Linked DNA regions of Homo sapiens: region 1 is linked to region 2. The links are chromatin loops, found by intact Hi-C in ENCODE. Cell type or tissue: dorsolateral prefrontal cortex. All regions are shown on one strand.

The links. A loop is a pair of places that touch in the nucleus more often than their neighbours do. Peaks named below come from ENCODE experiments on the same cell type or tissue, not always from the same donor. Only the 100,000 strongest peaks of a DNase experiment are listed, where the experiment ranks them.
Region 1: a loop joins it to region 2, with 3 times the contacts of the local background. A loop is called at or near these places in 4 of 110 quality-filtered maps.

What each region holds. Positions count from the first base shown.
Region 1 is chr2:212,358,459-212,366,458 of GRCh38, reverse strand. The region is part of intron 1 of ERBB4 (erb-b2 receptor tyrosine kinase 4); the gene reads left to right. Among named protein-coding and RNA genes, the nearest start is that of MIR548F2, 64 kb to the left of the region's middle. In dorsolateral prefrontal cortex, no CTCF peak of the experiment used is centred here; no DNase peak of the experiment used is centred here; H3K4me3 peaks cover 2,567 bases; H3K27ac peaks cover 5,851 bases.
Region 2 is chr2:212,412,907-212,420,906 of GRCh38, reverse strand. The region is part of intron 1 of ERBB4 (erb-b2 receptor tyrosine kinase 4); the gene reads left to right. Among named protein-coding and RNA genes, the nearest start is that of MIR548F2, 9.5 kb to the left of the region's middle. In dorsolateral prefrontal cortex, no CTCF peak of the experiment used is centred here; a DNase peak (open chromatin) is centred at 4,526; H3K4me3 peaks cover 2,594 bases; H3K27ac peaks cover 3,759 bases.

The DNA of each region.
Region 1 (8,000 bases), 54 kb after region 2:
CTTAACACTGAAAGGTGTAATTTGTAACATGGAGCTGATTAAAGTCACTGTTCTTTTTTCCCCATAATTTTTATATCCTCTGTGATGTGTAAGCAGTCCAATGATATTAAAATTGTCATTTTAATTCACTGTAGTTTTTGGAGAAAACAATATTTGGAATCCTATCTTGCACAAACCAGGCCACACAGTGAAAACTGCCAAGCTTTTTAATATAATCATAATTTATATCAGATATGCAGTAGTAAGCATCACAGAACATACTCTAATACTTGTTTCAACTTCATTCTTATTCCATGAATAGCATGTAAATGGTCTCTGAGCAGATTTTGCCAATCAAATTTATATTTTTTCGGAGGCTAGCACCTTGAGATGGTGATCCCTGTCTTCTTTGCCTCACTGCCACTGAATGACATATCAAAATTTTTAGGGCATTTTCTTAGATTTGAAGGTATTTATCTGCTATATTCCTAATTGTCATTGTTGATATTTGATATTTTTCTACTATATGCTTAATTGTCATTGTTGTTTTAGCTGGTCTGATCGTGGAGGGTTTTCCCTTCAAGGTACACTTTCTGAATACTAAAGACAGTTTTCCTCAATAGAAACCTGTTCTCCTCAGTATGTACTTACAGTTATTTGTGAGTCCTTGTAAATTTGAACTTTTGTAGTTCTTTGTGTGCTAGTTAGCTTAAAAACATTATCATGATTTGTAGATGAACAAATATAAAGCATATGTATAAACCGAAACAAGGATATCAGGTTATATATCATTGATTATGGAAGAGTCAGATTTACTGACTTATCAAAGATAATATTTCCTACATATACTTCTTCTTTTTTTATACCTCATAAAGCTATTTGTAGCTAAGGAAATATTTTTATTAAAATTAGGCTTGAAATGAAGTTGTAAAGTTTTTCTCAGTACTTACAGTCAATTTAGTTTGACTGGTAATGCTGAATTTGCAATAGATTGCCACTATTTTTAATGACACTTGGTTTATGGTCCTTAATATTGTTTCACTTTCTATAATTTCATTTTAGGATTGTTATAATTTTCTTTACTTGCTTCATATTTTCCCATCAGTCTTATGACAGATATATTCTTATTTTTCTTCTAAATGGGGATATATTATTCCAAAACAACTGTAAAGAACGTTAGTCAATGTAAAAAGAAAACATCATTTAATCAAGAAAACCAAAGAGTTCACAAGATAATTTGAGCATTTTATTCTTATATAGATTATATATCTTTGAGAACTTTAGTTTGAATTATTTACATGTCTTTGCAAACCTTATTTTGTGTTCCTAAAAGAAAGGATTTTAGTCATGTATTGTGAATGACAGAAAGGCTAATTTCTGTTTTAAGCATTTTTTTTCAAAAATTAAATGACCAGAAATTTTTATAAATATTTTATAAAATATTTGACTTTAAATAAGATTTAAATATTTTGTCTATTTTATAAAATACTTATTTAAACTTGAAGCAGAGACTATAATTCATTCAGTTAGCAGTCTGATAAACACACACACACACACACACACACTCACACACACACACAGACGCACACACAAATAATCTGTTACAGCTTCCTAACTCAGAAGACTACCCTCCCTGTCTCCCACTGAAATAAGTGATCCTGAATGGATAGTGTACTGGCATGCATAAAATGCAAGTCAGTCTTAATAGCCAGAATAGTGTATTTTGGGGATGGGGGAGAATGGAATTTATTTAGAGTCTGCTCACAGCTTAATCTGCCACCACAAATGTCAGTGGCCTTGGCTCTCATTCCTTGCTTCTTTTGATGAGCCACAAAACTTTTTTGCCCTCTCCTGAATAGCAAAGGTATAATTTGCCATAATAATCAAAACTTTGCATCATTATGGTCACAGCTGATTCAGCTTCTTTAATGTTACATTTTAGAGGGGGAAAAATAAGTATGAGCCTTCTGGGAGAGCTTACATTGTTGTCAGTCTTTTTATTCCCTTTCTTTGGTGTTTTGTTTTGCTTGTAAAGGCTGCCCAGTTGCATTATCCCTGGCTTCCCTACTCTGCAAATTGCTGACTGAGAATTCTTTATTAGCGGTAGTAGGAGTCAAGGGGCTTTAGACAGAAATTCATTTTTTTGAAAGAAAAAAATTCAGGTTCTAATTGGGCACAGGACAACTTGGAAAAGCAAAGCATGCACAGTGTAAAAATTTTGGCAATACATGCTCTGAATCACTTCCCGGGTATTCTCCCATCTCCCTTTCCTCCCATTTCCCTAAACAATCAACTAGCTGTATGCTAGGTTGATTCAAAAGAATGGCTAATTGCATAAGGAACTAGAACTACTTAAGAAAGGAAAGTTGCAGCCCAGAATTGAGATATGAAATATTCTATATTTGAAGTAAATTTTAAACATTCTTCAGTTAACTAACCAGTTTACCAGAGATGTGTAGAATTGTGTCATTCCACAGTGTACACTAGATGTGTTTCACAGTTCTTATTATATTCAACATATTGGCATCTGGAAGCACAATTTCTCTGATCCTTGATCCTCTTTCCATTAGCTGTTTGGTATCTATGAGTCATAAGTTCAAATCTATAGTGGAATTCATGGACAATAATAAATTGGTAGTTCTTAAAAGTTTTGTAAATGTATATATAATCATGTATAGAGGCTGGTTTAGTTGTCACACTACCAATTGTGAAGTAGTGTAAATCCGTTTGTAAATCCAATTAATTTTCCAGTGTAAATCCATATTTAAAATGAATTATCTAACAAAAATTTATGTAACTCATTTCCAAATATATAAGTATTTTTTTTTTAATGAAAGCAACAAACAGGTGCCTTAGGTGTATTTGCTGTCAAATGTAAATTATTTTCATTTGTCTTTTTCATAGATATCTGGCTGCAGTTTATTCTTATCTAAGTGTCTAAGTTGGACGTGAAGTTCAGATTAAATGTGAATATTACATTTTGAAATATTAAGAATTCAGTGTAATGATGATTATAATAGCATGTTCTTTAATTTTTAAGCATCCATGTATTTTTTCAATGAATAAATCTATCTAGGTATTATCTGTAGCTATGATTCTGTTGTCAGTGATAACGAGGTAAAATAAATATCAGTTAAAAGCCTACTTATTTTCATGTTCTATCTTTTAGTTATACAAAAGTGATCATTTCCTTAATAATATCTTAACAAGATATGATGAAAAGAAATTGATTTTATATTGTATATTTTGCAAATACAAGTCTGCATGGGCTACTTAGTCTGATCACACAATTACAACCATAGGATACCTTTAAAAGCTATACTATCCAAAAACATTTAAATTTAAAAATTTAAATGTAATATTACATCATGTAAATAGGAATCTGATACTTAAGTCTGATATTATAGTGGGATATATACCAAACTGCTAAATTTAATCTCTGCTGTTATTTAAATTAATGTATATTGTATACAATCAGTAAATATATTTTTTCGTGTTTCAAATTTATGTTTTTATAGGCAGTAAAATGCCCATATTTTTATCTTCATGGCACAAATTTTAAAAATTAGGCTGTAAGTAATATTTGACAACTGCCTATCACCTTTAAATTTCAATTGTTTTATAATTAAAACTTAATAGCTCTTTTAAAAAGTATATTTTTTTATGAAAGAAGTATTTAGGTATACAATTGTATATGTGTTTTAAATTATGTTTTTGCTACTCTGAGACCAAAATTACTAAATTTTATTCAATATTTCTATTGTATTATTTATTTTTTATAAAGATAGTGCTGGCATTGGCTGTGTTGGCATTGGTAAAATGAAGTTTTATATTCTGAAATATGGCAATTTATAAACCATTTTTTAATTGAAGAACTGAGAAATAGCATTCTTTGGATCTCATAACCCATCAGCATCTAAGCACATTTGGCATGAATGTCAGGAAGAAAACAAGTCACACTAGATAGCTTACATGACATTTTTCTTTTTACCAATTAGAGAGTACGTTAATTTTTAAAGAGCTATATTAAATTCTTAGGACATCAAAATGGGCTTGCAGTTGCTAAGAAAATATAATGTGTGAGTATATGTTTAAAAGCTAAAACAGGTGGTAGATAACCTAAAAGCATGTATTGTAAGCCCTATTTGTGTTTTCTTTAAAATTAGCCGCTAATTTGGCCATTCCTTTTTAAATTTATTTCTCCATTCCATTGAGTTACAAAGTCTTTATTTTAGTATACCGATGGAAGTATCTGGCTACAGATTTGAAAGTCATACTTTTACCAGATCTGCCAGTACAGAAAATAAAAAATGATAGCCACTGAATTTAAAACATTATAATAACAAAGTAGAAAATCTTTATAGATTAAAACTAAATATTTATTATAACTCTTTGAAAGTTTCAATTATACAATTTGTCTCATTTTTATAACCTAACCTCAGTAAAAAAAACTTTCTATGTGAAACTTTTAAAATGTTATGTATATACAAAATTATATGCTTTAAATGGATATAACCTATTTTACATATTCATCAAATTTTGTTATTATATTGTCTATTAAAATGTCATATGAGTTAGAAACCTTGTTACCCTGTTCTACTTTTAAAACGCAGAGTGAAACTCACACTTCTGCTGTTTTTCATATTAATCAAATGCTAATGTGACAACCACATGCCAGACATTGTCGAATAGAAGTTATTATTTTATTGTAGATGAATCAGTTGAGGATTGTGGAGGTTAAATAATTTGCCTAAGGCCGTATAGATAACATTCACCAAAAATGGATTTCAAAATGACAGTAGTTCAGCTACAAGCCCCTTGCCCTAACTATTGTTCTACTTTGTTAAGGAAAAGCTTTCTTCTAACCATGCACTCTCACACATTGTGAATTTTGTCTTCTACTATAGAAAGTCTGGCACATATGTCTGAGTAGTAAGAGTGCCAGTAAAAGAATTAATCTGCCATAACATTACTTTTACAGAGTAAAATGCTTTGGAAGGTCAAAATTGCAGTTATGATGTTATTTACTTTACAGACAGCCTATATGCAAAACCTTCCCTCTTTGATATACTAACTCCAGAAAGAGCCACTCTGTCTTGGTGTCAGCTTTCAAAGATGTCACTGCTTCATCAGTATGAAATATTTACCTAGGCTATTTGACTGGTGGTGTCTAGACAAAGAAAGCATGGAGGCACATATGGTTTGATTCAAATAATGTAGAGTCTTCCTGAAAGCCTCAGATCAGAATAATTAAGGAAGGCTTTATCAATTACATTGTATGAACCAAATGGAAATGTTATTACACAAAATTTCCCTTATCCTGAAACTTTAATTAAAGTATGGGTTCAAATTCTTTATGGACCTTGGGGATAGACTTGGGATAATACTGAGACTACACATTTGTAAAACATAGAATAAAAAAAAACTTTTGGTCACTTTTGTTTGGATGTTGAACTCACTTGTTTAGAATCCATGTTGAGTTGGCTGTAAACTAAAAATTTAAACTAAAAATTTCCTCTGAGAAAAATCTGTTAAGAAGATGGGACTGTATCATATCTGACAGAAGCAAAATCTGGGCTTATTAATACCTGATTGAGACATCTCTGTTTCATCCTGATTAACTCACAAATAGTTAAGTAAGTCTCAGTCTAAATCACTGAATTTTTCATCAAGGAAAAAAAGTGAAGAATTTAGATGATTTTAGACACACTGAAAGAGTAGCATGAGTTAGTAATCTTATGTAGATTTTAAAGATTTTTCAGTATGGTCACTGAAAGTCACCATGCTTTCTGTGGTAGAAAGGGTCATTTTATTTTCCTTAAAATCTTGGTAAATATCCATACATAATCATTAATAAAAATCAGCAGTTGCTACTAAGTTTGGTCATTTAGCAGCATTTACTGAGAGCCCATGATATGCCAAACATTAGATTAGGCATTATTCTAATAAAAAAGTTGCTACAAGAGTCCCGAGGAAAAAAGAAATTACTTCCAGTTACATAAGGGAAGCAACAGAGATTGTTTTGAATTCAGATATGAGACTTGGAGCTTCCAGGAAAGGTAAACCTGTAGAGATGGGGCTAGCAAATAGACATCCAATCAGAAGAAATAGTGCTAATTAAGGCAAGGATGTGGGAAAGGGCAAGGAGTATTTGATGCTGAAAACTTTTCTTTGGCTTGCACACAGTGACAGAAGGGCTGAGAGAGAGTGGAAGTTAACTCTGGACTCATGCTAGGAAGGCTTTGGAAACCTCTAAGATTCTCTGATAATGGGACTATGAGAAGTCTATTAGATGTAAAGAATAGTAGGTCATTGTGGATGCCTTCATTTTGAAGTGATAGAAAGGTTCTTTGTTAGGGACAGTGAGGTGTCAGTTTTCCACAAATAGATCCCTTTACAAACACAGTGCTGATATAGAAGAATAACATTGTTTTACTTCTAGTGTTGTGATAAAATAAGGTTATGTGATATTCTCTGATTCTGATCAATGTTTTTAGATACAAAGATGCAAATTTCTCTTTAGACAAAAGTTACACGTTTGACTTCAGTGGAAAGCTTTTTTCCCAGTGGGCACATTTAAAAAATAAAAAGCAATAATGACTTATTCTTTCTTGAAAAAAAAAATGTAAAGTAGAACATTCTTTGTTTCTGTGGTAAATGTGCGAATGTAATTATTATCTTTTATTTTCTGGTTTAGCATTTGTTTTCTTACCTTTAAGAAAACACAGACAATCTTCACAATAGAATATTGGGTTCTGTTTCCTTTGATGTAGTAATGCATATACAATATTGCACTAATGATTAACTGGTGTGCCCCTGAGGTTTCCCAGACAAAACTGCCTTTCAGCAGATTCCTTATCTGCTATCAGGGGAGTGTTTACAGCAGCTAGAACTCTTAAGCGCCTTGTCTCTGAGACTGATGGGGATAATTAAGCCAGTGTTTGCCAGCCCTCTGCTCTTCTTGGTGAGGTTGGAAACTAGGAAAAAACAGATACATTAGCCCAAAACAAAACCTGCAAATTCATGTTCAGCAATTTGAAATAGATTTTATTGGTTGATTTTCTTCTAAACCTTCCACTTTATTTCTGATAGAAACCTATCTGAACCTTCAGGCAGAATAGAAAACTGCCTTCTCAATACAGATCATCAAATTTTCTATCAAAGCGATATAGATTGATGGAGATATATATGGATATATATATGTATATATATACAAGTTTTTAAAATATGTAAATATTTCTGACTTTTATATATCACATTTAGAACAAGTTTAGATATATACAATAGTATTTAATAAGATATTGCACAGTATTCTGAGTCAAGACATTTTAAAGGGGGCTTGCTGTTGAAGATTTCATGATTTTTAAGAACAATATCTGTTGTGAAATTATGTGGCAAAATATGATGTTGCATTGGTTTATTTTCCCTCATCCTCTGCATTTCTAGAAGAAGAGTTCTCATAATCAGTTTTAAATGAATTGTGCAGAGATGTAGCTGAAATAGAATAATTTATACCAGTTACTCATGCAGTAAATTAGGATAATATACTTTTCTAAACTTAATATATATTCAGTGAATGTATTCATCTTTTTTCATATATTGTATATATCTTTTGACATACAAGGTTTCATAATGAAGGTTAGATTTTGAATCCAATATTTAAGGCTGGTGAGTTATTGCTAAGAAATTATTAAAGCATGAGAATTTCTATACCTCTTTTCTTTAATTCACTCTGAATGAATTGGTGAAAATGACAACATTTAGCCTTTGTGATGTTAGATAGTTAAGTATTCGTTATTCTATCATTTTTCATGTTACTTAAATCATTGATTCATAATTTAAACAGGGTAAATATATACACCAAAATTTCCAGGAATGGAAAACATATATAACCTCATTAATCAAGAAATTTTAATTGAAAACTCCAATTATAAATTAGCTAAGATGTCATTTAAGATGATTTAATCAAGGAATAAGAATTTACTCCCATATGAACATTTATAATCTTCAGCTATTTGAAT
Region 2 (8,000 bases):
CATCTAGCCATTCTTTCAGTAAACATTTATTGACCCAAGCACTGTGATGTGTGCTGAGAATAAAACATCCTCTGTCCTCATAATGCTCTTCATTTGTCTGGAAAGACAGCCATTGAGCAAGAAATGATAAGTTTGATGCATGTCATGAAGGATGTCTGAATGTTACCTTGCAAAATTCTTTATAACGCCTGAGGATGGTTTATTAGGAAGGCTAGAGCAGGACCTCAGAATAGTGAGAGTGTTCCTTTGAGTCAGATGCAGAAAGAAACTTCTATAAGAGGATATGGTTACAACGAACAAGCAAAAACCTTTTCTGAAAAGACAAAAGCCTGTGTGCTTATGATTCAAACTTTTGATTTTTTGATTTGGAAAACTTGGGCAGATCCCATTCTTTCATAATTAAAATACATGCATGACTTTGAAGAGGTAAGTATAATAACTGACCAAATAAGGCAGACATTATGGTTTCAAAATAATTCAAATAAATGAATCTGACCTACAGAAAAACATTTTTAAATGTATGTGACCTAAGATTTCAATTTTATTTGTATGGCGGGGCCATTCCTGAGCATAACTGTGGGCTGGCTATAGCATATCATTTCTTATATGCCTAACATTAGTCTCCTAAATGGAAAATAAATCGTGCAGTCTTGAATTTACTTCTTGGAACAGTTTTCAGAAATATATTAATGTATAAGAAGACATAATTGGCTGTACTTTTGGTGAATATTGTATATAACATTGCTGAAATTTGGATTTAGGAATGAATGCTATAAAATGAAAATACATATCACAATGATCTATTTATGTATTAAAGAAAGGCATGAATGTGTCATATTCTCAGCACCTTTTATGAAAGCTTAGCAGATGTTTCAGTTTTCATAATGTATGCAGTAACATAGTTTTTATAACTTTGCACTTAGAATGAATTCATTTTAGTATAGCACAAGATATTTAAGAAATACATTGAGGAAAATAGTGTAAACAAGTAGAGATTATATTTTAAAGTAGAAAATATCATCTACCAGAGCTGATAGCAGTGTTTCAATGCAAGAAGGTTTAAAGAATCTCAGACATAAAAAATATTTTGGATACTATTAACTATTGAATAGGACGTTAATTCAGTTCTATGTATGGATTGATTGCCTAATATATTCAGATGTCTTAAACATAAAATATATAAAAGCCAATGAAATACATTTCATTCCTCACAACAGTAGGTCCTCAAAATGATTATTAAATGAAATATTGTAAAAATAATAAGTGAATCAATTAAATTACTACATTAATGACATTGAACTCTTGAAAACAGGGCATATTATAATATGCATTAAAGGCAAATATATGCATATACATTTATATGTATATGTATACAAACACACACATACATAGTATCTTAACACAGGTAGTATGTCTAATTTAGGATGAAGAATCATTCAAAGTCAAATCCCTCTCTTTTGTTTTGGCTTATTTCCATGTTTAGTATGATTCTGAAAATGTCAGTCTATTGGAACCCACATACATACACAATTTAATGGATGTCTGCAAATTTTCCTATTTAATATGTTTGTCTTCACTACTTTCAAATGCAGGCAACTCTTTGCCTCCCACTTCCAAATCTAGTGATTACATGTTACAGCATGTAGTGTCATTCGTAGATTGACTTGAAAACCACATTATCTGTCTGGTCTGAAAAACACTAATTTTGAACGTTCAGTTCAACAGTTTTTCTATAGCAATTTGGGGGTAGAAACAGAGTGAATTTTGAATGTGCCCTTAACTGAAATGTTAAAAAAAAAAAATGAAGGAAGAGTACTGTATACATAGTAAGAAGTTAGCAAATACTGTGCGAATATGAATAAAGTACAGGCAGAGTATAGGGTATGGCTCTTTTCACACGTATGAAAATACATTTTAAGGAAAGCTTAAATGCTCTGCTTCTTTGAAGCTTTCATGTTTGCATTGAAATTCAGTATTTAATAAACTTAATTATAGTAAAATGAACTCTGTAGGACCATGTCAATGGGATCTAATGAATGGTTAAAACACTTCAGAAACACCTATTTTCCAGATACATCTTGCCTTACATTAAAATCTAGTGTTTAAAATTTGTTATTATGAAGATTTTGTGGTAAATCATTTATGCCTTTTAAAGAGGAAAATTTTTCTAATTATAGTTATTTAATTGACAATCTAGGGAGGCACAATTACTTTTGTTAAGAAGCATTTCTCAAGTTAGTAAATTAGCATTTTCAAAAAGTGTATTTAATTTCTTTCCTTAATTTTTTTTGTTTTTATAATGGTTCTTATGATTCAAGGGAACTAAAGCATTTTATTTTATGGACTTCAAATATACATATATATATATATGTTTATTTTATTTTATTTTATTTTAGCAAGGCAGACTCTATTGATTGAAAATTACAATAAAACTAGTGTGAAAATTTAGACTCTTAGCAGGTGGAGAACACACAATTTTGGATTACTCTAAGCAATACTCCTTAAACTACTCTAAAGGATATATTTAGGCATTATATTGTACTTGCTGAATATGGAAAACACTAGAAAATGTTATTAACTAAGTGAATTAGACTGGAAATTACCAAGAACTGGATTTTACAATATTAATAAGTATTTCTTCATATACCATTGATATTTTTACTTAGTATTAATATGGTGGGAATTTGTCAGCATACTTTCTAAATTTTCTCTGGAGTACTGTCTTGGTCTGCTCAGGCTGCTGTATCAAAATACCATAGACCGAATGGCTAACAATACAGTTATTTCTCACAGTTCAGAAGACTGGAAAGTCCAAGACCAAGATGTTAATAGATTCAGTTATTTGTAAGGGCCTTCTTCCTGACTTGCTGATGGCTGCCTTTTTGTTGTATCCTTACAGGGAAGCTCTGGTGCCTCTTTCTCTTTTTATAAAGGCATTAATTTCATCATGAGAGCTTCACCCTTATGACTGCATCTAAACCTAATTATTTCTAAAAGGCCCCATCTCTTAATACTATCCCATGGGAGTTAGAGCTTCAGTATATGAATATTGAGAGAATACAAATATTAATAGTTAGCTGAAAAGGAATACTGATTTAAAGTGTAACTTATTTCTGTGTCATTAAAGCAAATTATTTCTTATGAAGGATCTGTTATAGTACATAGGTACTAATTGATAAAGTAGTTTATCAGGTTTCAAAGATACTGAGGAGCTCATAGTTTTCATTGAGAACTATTACGATTCTAATATAGCTTAGCCTTGGCTGCATAAGCTAATTGTTATGCTTCAGACTGACATTACAGGTTGAATATCCCTTATCCAAAATGCTTGGGACAAGATGTGTTTTAGATTTGGGATTTTTTGGTAAAAATGAGTCAGTAGACAATTTTAGTGGTTTGCCATACCTAATCTGAAAGTCCAAAGACTGAAATGCTTTAATGGGCATTTGTTATTAGTGTAATGTCAGCGCTCAAAAAAATTTGGATGTTGTAACATTTCAGATTTTAGATTTTTGGATTAGGAATACTCAATGTGTAGTTACTTTTTCTCTTTCTGATCACTATTTAGTTCTTGTTAATTTAAGACAGTATAAGTGAAGAAGTGGACAATCTTGACTTGTTTTTCTTTTAAGAAACTGATAGATATTGCTTCATCTGCCACAAATACTTATGACTAAGAAGTATAAAATAAATTACAAAATAAATATTTATCTACCATTTGCTTTAACTGATGATGTACGAGGTAAAACTAAAATGAGCTTTCAAATTGGACTGATAGTATGTAGTTCAAAACTTAGGAAGATAAAACCCATCTCTTGATCTTTCTATCTTGAACGCTAATTTTTCAAAATTTCTTTTAAAGTATAAATCCATTTTCCCTCTCCTTTAGGTAGTATACTTTTTCTTAGAAACATATTCCCTGTAGGAAAGTAATTTATGATACTATCTTATCAAAGCCCTTATCATGAGAGTTTGGATGAAAGGAAGTGAAAATCATCCTTATTTACCAAATAAAGTTGGATTTGATCAGATTAAGGATTTAAATATGCTGATGTTATCTTGTGGATTAGTCAAGCTTTGAAACACTGAATAAAACTTGCCAATAAGTGAAAGATAAAGGTGTCATTGTTACTGAGGTGTGCCTGTAGACTGCATTAAGGGAGTAATTTCCTTTGCCAATTTCTGAAGTGACCCCAGACTACATATATATGTCAGTAATGTACTGCAGTGCTAATAATGATGTAAGGGTTGAACTTGGTGTTTCATGAAATTAATATATATGAGTTAAATTAATCTTGTCATGGTCTTAAGGGCTTTATTTGTATTTTATACGAATATATTATGTGAGGTTGAAGATTTAAGAACGAGGCAGTTTGAAACTCAAGAGTTTTAATTCAGGTTTATAGATCTTTATTCTATTTTTTTAATATAAAAAGAAAAGATATTGAAAATGAACAAACATGTCTGACCCCTTTCCTAAGTACGGGTTGCATCTTTTCACAAGGCTCCAGTGGGTGTGAGCCAGAACTCTCTAGCAGAGGAATGAAAGGATGTTGCAAACAGTACACTATTGTACATTTCTATCAAAGGCAGGAAGCTGCAGGGCTTGATGTGTATCTTAATTCCTCTACTTTTTGCCCTTGCTGCCATGTTTTCAACAGCTTGTTCATTTGGATATGGCAGATAAATAGGTATGGGTGGACTCATTTGGAGGGTAACTTTCCGTTGATTTAGTTTGTACAGAAAGATGCTTTAGTAACTACCTCTCATGTCTCTTCAATCACACTAGCAATACAAATGCGAGTCAATAGAAAGTTTTGTTGATGGTCCCATTCATGGCTAGCTTTGTGGGTATGTAATTACACAGGCCCCTGTGTTAAGAAGAGATTCGTGCTTTGTTGCTGCTGTCTTGAAATTCTTAGTTCAAGAAATAAGGGGCTTCATGTTTTTATTTTGCACTCAGTTCCACAAATTTTGTAGCTTGCCCTGGACCCATGAATGATATCATAATTTGAATGGAAAAATAAAACTTTCTATTCGTTGGATGTTCCAAATAAAAAGTCATTCCACATTTGGATATCAACACAGAAAACTAGCACTTTGTAAATTATTTTAAAGAGGAGAATTATAAATAGCATTAGAAACTCAGTTAAGAAAATATTGTGGTGATATTTAACTAGACACTCATTTTCATATTTAACTCAGTATTTTCTCTTTATTTTGTCATAAAATATTATAGTATATCAATGTCTTCTAAATAAATACATTTATTCTTGGTTATACATATATGTCCTTTTAGTCTTCAAGTAATTTGGAAAAGTCTCTTGTTTAGCATATTTTTCTTCCATCCAAAGAACTTTATGTGTCACGTTCTTTATTTACTAATATTTTCCAATGATTTCTAAATGCTATTTCCTTTAACTGTATTGAATAAAAGATCTGCAAATACAGGTATACAGCATGCCAAAATAAGTGACACACACAAACAGAGCCCTATTTAAATTATTTTTAGTTACACTACTATTTTTCATTAATAGTATTTTCTTTTCTAAGTATCTAATCTAATAGTATCTGCTTTTCTTAAGGCTTTAGGATGGTGGAGTAGAGCTAATTTCAGACAAGGAATAATCTCTAAACTTGTAAAACAGGCATTCACAAAGTAAGTGGTTAAACAGGCCTTTTTTATAAATCAAATTACAGACCCAAAGTATTTCCTTTCCCAGTTCTTGGATCATTCCTTTCACTTCTAGGATACCAAAGTACGTAAGTGACGTTTGACAAGAAAATTAGGTTCCAGACCTACTGCAATGAGATTATGACCTCATCAAACATGTTTCTGAAATCATCATCAGTTTCAGTTTAATAGATTCAAGGACTCATTTGTTACAAACAAAAAAGCATGTTACTCCTAGTTGAATTAGCATCAGGTTGGCAGAGTTTAAGGCAACTTTTGGCCTTAAAGTCGATGTCTGGATTCAATTCTCTGAATGTTTATTTCAAGCCAAATGTCTAACCAGACAGAAATCTGTGCGTGTAGCCATTTATTGTGACAACAACTACATCATTAGACAAACCAGTCTGGTCACAGACTGTGAGTTAGCCTCCATGTCTTTAGCCAGCTTCTTTCTGTGGGTTCCAGTTTAAATCGATTCAATATGCTTTCTAGTTTAGATTCATATGAAACAGAAAGAAAGCTAGGAAATAAAGAAAGTCTGTACTCATTTATAATTTCTGCATATTGCAGGACCAGGAAGGAATTGCTAAACCTCATATTTTTATTAGGATTAGAAATTTTAAAGTTAAGGGTCCAATTTATCAATTTAGCTTAAAATACTAAGATTGGAGCCTTGGAATTTCGTTAAGCCTGTCACATTAGAAAAGCCCTGAGATTTTAGAATGAAACAGTTCAGAGCCATATAAAGTTATTACAGCATTTCAGAATTCTTAGAGAAAGATCACCTTTCAAATTGTAGATGAACTTCTGGTACGCAAGACACCTCTTCCGACTAAAGGCATTCAGGCTGCTAAATTGCAAATATTAAATCATTTTGATTTTTAAAAGTCCTTAGTTAAAAGAATATAGAATGAAAACATAAATTTTGTAGCCTTTCACTAATAGAGCAATGAATCTGCCAATTGAGAAGTTTTACAAAACATTCCTCTATATAAAGTACTCTAAGTGGTGCTATTTAGTGGTAAGGCATGTAACTATTGAAATTTAAAAGATTTTTAATAGCAGTCAGGTATTTTCAGAGATGAATTCCCATGAGATATGCAAAGTTGTTTTTGAATATTTTTGTTTGTGTGCATGTGTGCATGTTTAAGAGTTCAGTATAACCACTTTATATATGTACCACTTAATGGGGCAATTTACTGTCAACTCATGAGATCCCAATAACTCTGGAAAGTTGTAAACCAGCATTTTATCACTATTTCACAGATGAATAAAACTGAGAATCTGAAGATTAAGTAAATATACCTGATTTCTATAGCTATGACTTGAGTAGGCTGTACTCTTGTTTTATCATTTTGAAGATTTATTTTTCTGTAACAATCACTATAGATAATATATCATCAGTGGAAGATAATTGAAGTATTGTGTGGCTTTTTATAATGCACATGTGTGTGTACATGTCATATAAAAATAAATACTTTTTAAAATAATTTTGATAATACCTATTAAATAGTCCAAATTATAAGAGAAGTAGGAATACAAACATGAACTGAATAATGATTTCAAGCCCAGGGCCCTTTCTGCTATAACATACTGTTCCCATATCGTATTACTAGTTTTGAAATTACTGAGATGTTTTCTATTAACACATATAAGACAAATAAGGTATACAAACCATAGAACTGTTTTACAGTTGTATTCTTCCAATCACTATTAATTATGATCACCATAATTAAATTAAACTTGGTTAAAAATGGCTTATCCAATTAAATAAATGAAATATAACAGAGGAGAAATTTTAACATTCTGTGTTATTTTAATGATATAGCCAGGTGTATATGTGGCTATTTAGCTTTTTCACTGATTTGAAATCACTCACAAGTAAATAAGAGAGTAGAAGTACAAGGACTTTGCCTACAGTAAAGCACTGTAAAAATACTCTACATAGGCTGGGCGGGGTGGCTCGTGCCTGTAATCCCAGCACTTTGGGAGGCCGAGTCGGGCGGATCACGAGGTCAGGAGTTCGAGACCAGTCTGGCCAACATAGTGAAACCCCGTCTCTACGAAAAATACAAAAAAAAAAAAAAAAAAAAAAAAATTAGCCACGCATGGTGGTGTGTGCCTGTAATCCCAGCTACTCAGGAGGCTGAGGCAGGAGAATTGCGTGATCCTAGGAGGCAGAGGTTGCAGTGAGCCGAGATCGCACCACTGCACTCCAGTCTGGGTGACAGAACGAGACTCTGTCTCAAAAAAACAAACAAACAAAAAAAACAAAAAGAAAAAAAATACTCTACATATCACAAACCAATACAGAGGGAATTATTCT